2 separate regions of the Homo sapiens genome follow, and region 1 is linked to region 2. Evidence: read pairs that join two places in POLR2A ChIA-PET (ENCODE). Cell type or tissue: Caco-2. All regions are shown on one strand. Region 1 overlaps LOC105377161 (a long non-coding RNA gene). Region 2 overlaps SHQ1 (SHQ1, H/ACA ribonucleoprotein assembly factor).

Region 1 (2,500 bases), 91 kb before region 2:
CTGCAAAGGCCAGGCATGCCGTGGGCGTCCCAGAGCAACAGCTCTTCATGCCACCCTCATCTGTCGTCTGTTCTCTGTTGGCTGGTGTCGGGCTGCCAAGAACACTGTGACAGTTGGGACTGTGTGGGCCTCACCCTGTGATAACTAAATCACAAGCAAATATCTCCTGGCCATGACCTTGTTCAGCTGCAGGCCTCTCCTGGGGATGACCTGACCTTGGCGCACTCCTCTCTGAAGTCTGCAGGCTGAAATAAACCACTGTTGGATGGCTGAAGGGGTTCTACATGCTGCGGGTTAAAATTCCTTCCCTGGGAAGGGGAGGTGCTTGTTTCTATCTATCAGGGTCACCCTTAGAAACATGCCCTGACATTCACTTCCCCAGCATTGGTTCACAACACCAGTGAGCTCCAAAAGGAGGTCTGCTCCAAAGGCACCCCAGGTTCTGCCATTAGACTCACTGTTCCACACACATTCATTTGAAGTTCCCATCCAGTGCATAAGGATGGGAAGACACTCTGCTAAATATCTGTCCCGGGAAATATGGAGTGTTCATAAAGAATGCAGATTTCTGGCTTGTCTTGGGAAACCAGGAGATCTGGGAAAACCAAGTTAATTCTACCCAGAAAGGATGAGGGGGAGGTTGCATCCTCCTTTTTGGTACCTTTCATTAAGTAAAACTGACTTTTAGCCTGGGGATCAATCTGAGAACGCAGGTAACAGCGTAGCTGTGATGACCACATTTTTGCATATGCATCTGGGGGACATGTGGCCATTAGACTTCCTGCAAGCATTCTGTCTGGTCGAAGAGAGCACAGCCAGGTTTTGGAAGCAAAAGGCTCAGTCCTAGCTTGGTTATTTCCTTGCTGTGTGAGGACCTTGATCAACCTCCTTAACTCTCCAAGCCTCGGTTTTCTTATCTGCAAAATGGGCAAACAGTAATGCCTGCCTCATTGAGAAGGTAAGAGGAATAAAGGAAAGAATGTCAAATTCTTAGCACAGGGCCGCACTTAGTTGCTAAAACCTGCCACCCCCAAGCTAAGCACTTTACATGAATTAACTAATTTACTCCTCCCAACATCCTATGCATCATGAGGAATAAAGAGCAAGACAGGGCTGGGCGTGGTGGCTCACGACTGTAATCCCAGCACTTTGGGAGGCCGAGGTGGGCGGATCACAAGGTCAGGAGATCGAGACCACAGTGAAACCCCATCTCTATTAAAAATACAAAAAATTAGCTGGGCGCGGTGGCGGGTGCCTGTAGTCCCAGCTACTCGGGAGGCTGAGGCAGGAGAATGGCCTGAACTTGGGAGGCAGAGCTTGCAGTGAGCCGAGATTGCGCCACTGCACTCCAGCCTGGGCGACAGAGCAAGACTCCATCTCAAAAAAAAAAAAAAAAAAAAAAAAAAAAAGAGCAAGACAAATCCAACAGCAGTGTTTAGGAGGAACTGACTTTCAAGGAAAGATAGGGGCATGGATGATACTGCTCTTTCATCCCTGCTGCCCTTCAAGTCTAAGCGTCCACAGAGGAGCCCAGTGGTATTAAAATCATTACAACAATTCAAAACATTCAAAAACAAAACAAGACAAGACAAAGTATTTACAGCATGATTAGATAACCTAATCCACTACTGGGTGGCCCAGGGAGTTCACGGGTCACCGTGTAAATATTTTTGGGCAATAAAATAGTTACTGTTTTTGAGCATTTCCTAGATGCTGCACTGAATATTTTTTACTTATTGTCTTGCTTAAACCGCACAACGGTCCACAGGGATGGATGCATTGTTATCCCCATTATATAGAGGAAGAAACTGAGACTCCAAAGGATCAAGTAATTTAGCCACAGATGCCACCCATAAGGACGGACCATGCTTCCGACACACATAGGATGACTCCAACATCCTTGCTTTAGTTTCCCAAAGCTGCAGTTGGCTTGGACCAAGTGATGAGCTTTAAATCTGAGCTGGAGATAGCACCACCTCCTAGGGACATCTGCTGACAGCGGGGAGAGGAGTAGGGTTGTGGTGGGGGGAAATTAAGAAACAACTATTCAAAATCTGAATAGATCTTCCAAAGTTGCTCTCCTTTTATACAACATCCTTCTTTCTTCCTTCTCCCCTAGAGCTAAATACCTAAAAGAGTGAGCACAGTAGAATCAACTTTGGCTTGAATATGGTGTCCCTGAGTAAATACCAGCTGTGCGACAACCTTGAGTACATCTTTTTGGCTTAAGCAAAAAAAGGAGGGTGCAGGGGGAGGGGTGAGGCTAATGGCATGTATAATTGAAGAGTCCAGGGATACCCTAACTTCAGGTCAGTTTGACATAGGGGCTCAAACCTGTTTTCTCCCTCTCCATCTCTAATAGCTCTACTTCCAGAGGGTCGGCTCCACCTTAGAGGGGTTTTCCCTGCATGGTGGCAACATAGCTGCTGCAGCTCCTGCCCTACATCCTCCTAGATTCCTGTCTATCAGGAAAGTGCCGCAGTTCCAGCAGTCCCAGCAG
Region 2 (2,500 bases):
TCATAATTTTTATTAGATAATGTTCTTCCAATTCAAGCTTTCAACATAACATGGAAAACTGTATTCTAAATTTCAAACTTCTTTATTTCTTATGTCAACATTTTCTGTCAAGGAGTTATCTACTAATAACAAATTATTTTACCTTAAAGAATTGAAGAAAACTGAACACTAAAACATCATAGCACTACTTCAGAAATAAGCTGACAAAACTCACATGAACAAAAGCCATCAAGTATTAAAGCCTTGTTCAACCTAACTACTTCCTCCTGGTTTTTAAATGAACCTAGTTTTAACCCAACCAAAGTCTACAAAAGGAGCCTTTTACAACTCAGCAATTCCCTAGGTGTTCCAAACTTCATGATATTTCCTGAAATTTATTAATTATAAGGTGAACTATTAATTCTACATCTAGAGTAGTACCATTTTCTTTGATCTGTGAAATTCAGTATTTTCAGTTTAACAGTTTCATTCTTATCTTTACAGTTCTGAAACGCGGAAATACTGTATACTGAGTTCATGAAGATACTGGATGCACTTTCATTGACATTTCCCATTTAACTTTTAGATCATAAAAGAATCATGAGCTAGATGATGACATCTCAAGATCCTAAAATTGCTGACACTAAATTTTTTAACATAATTAACACTAGAAAGTAAGTTTCAAAAGAGCAGGGGCTTCTGTTTTATTTAGTGGTTAATCCCCAATACCTAGAACAGAACACCGCAACAGCAGGTTTTCCATTTAAGTGTTCTAAGAATGAATGAATACATGATAGACACAGTAATCACCCAGCTTAAACCTTGAAAATTTCTTTCATTCTACGGTCTCACCCGTCAAATCCTGATGATTTTTCCTTGGAGATGCTCCTTGTATCTGCCCTTTCTATGCCATTGCCTGAGCTCCTATGTTCACTCATATTCTCATCTCATGCCTCGATTTTAAGAATCCTCTTTCCCATCTTTCAGATTCCAGACTCTACCCCTTCAAACACACATTTTTTAATGCACTGCTTTCATGGAGTCTCTTCCCTGCATATGTTCTCAATGCTCTTTCTACAGACTTGTTTCCATGCCTTTTTCCCTTCTCCATGTGACCTAGCCCACTATCAAGGTCTAGCTCCAGTCTTCATTCCTTCGGGAAGTTCTGGGCTGACTTTCCTAGTCTTCACGGTCCTTTACTATAATGCTGCCAAGAAGTGGAAAGGAAACTCAAAATGGGGAAAGTCCTCCCCATAACCTCTCCTGTTCAATTCCCAGAAGGAAAACTGGAGGCTTCAGGATGGGTAAGATACAGGGCCACTGAGTTGAGGGACCAAGATCTAAATTCCAATCTTAATGGCTCCAGAGGCTACCCACTGTGCCATGCTACCTGTATGTTCTTGCCTCATCCAGTCTATATCACAACGTTTTTATTACTCAAGGACTTATTACTGACTTTAACCCCTAAGTAGGTAGTAAGTCTGAAAACAGAGTCCATACCTTTTTAAAAAATATTAACTTTGTGGCTTCCTCATATGCAGATACAATAAAGAATGAATGAAGAATGTCAATGAAAGCTCCACTGCTAGACTGACTGTGAAGAGAAACTAACACTTAGAAGGCCTAAAGCTACAAGATGTCAAGTTCATTTGGTTAAGGCAAGGTCAGTGCTATGGCTTATCAAAGTGGCACAGGTTAACTATGTCAAATGATTAGTGTGGATCACCCCAGCACAAGCCTATTTTAATTACAAACTAGGTAATGTTGAGAGCAGGGTTTGATGAAAGGAGGAGGAAATATAATCAAAATTTGCAGGCATGATGAAACCATGTTTGCCACACTAGCCATGTTACCCAAAGAATCAAGGAACAACTGACCTGTAAGAATGTTTTGAAGTTTTAATTGCCACAGAGAAGACAAATGTCACAGTAAGCATAGGCCAACTAATTTCTTTCTTGCTTTCCTTCTCTCTCTCTTTTTAGAGGAAGGAGGGTGCAGAGGGAAGGAGTTAGTTTTAGAACTACTAAAAGTTTTAAATGTCAATCGTAAGTCTTTACTGGAAAAACGAACTATTCTCTTGTAACTTGAATAAGCTTCTCTGCTGTGTGACACCTCCAGAATACTCTCTCTCAAGATCCCACACTTTACTAATATAAACAGGTTAACAGAAAATGCAGGATTGGGGCTAGGCGTGGTGGCTCACGCCTGTAATCCCAGCACTTTGGGAGGCCAAGGCAGGCGGATTACGAGGTCAGAAGTTCGAGACCAGCTTGGCCAGCATGGTGAAACCCCATCTCTACTAAAAATACAAAAATGAGCCAGGCGTGGTAGTGCACGCCTGTAGTCCCAGCTACTCGGGAGGCTGAGGCAGGAGAATCACTGGACCCGGGGAGGCAGAGGTTGCAGTGAGCCAAGATTGCGCCACTCACTCCAGTCTAGGTGACAGAGTGAGACTCCATCTCAAAAAAAAAAAAAAAAAAAAAAAGAAAGAGAAAAAGAAAATGCAGGATTTGGAGAAAAC

The links. ChIA-PET counts read pairs that join two places held together with the same protein. Peaks named below come from ENCODE experiments on the same cell type or tissue, not always from the same donor. Only the 100,000 strongest peaks of a DNase experiment are listed, where the experiment ranks them.
Region 1: POLR2A ChIA-PET joins it to region 2 with 5 read pairs; 5 of 35 experiments call an interaction of 5 or more read pairs at or near these places.

The regions. Positions count from the first base shown.
Region 1 is chr3:72,702,456-72,704,955 of GRCh38, forward strand. All of the region lies in intron 2 of LOC105377161 (a long non-coding RNA gene), which reads right to left. Among named protein-coding and RNA genes, the nearest start is that of SHQ1, 140 kb to the right of the region's middle. In Caco-2, no CTCF peak of the experiment used is centred here; a DNase peak (open chromatin) is centred at 1,541.
Region 2 is chr3:72,793,661-72,796,160 of GRCh38, forward strand. The region is part of intron 9 of SHQ1 (SHQ1, H/ACA ribonucleoprotein assembly factor); the gene reads right to left. Among named protein-coding and RNA genes, the nearest start is that of SHQ1, 54 kb to the right of the region's middle. In Caco-2, no CTCF peak of the experiment used is centred here; no DNase peak of the experiment used is centred here.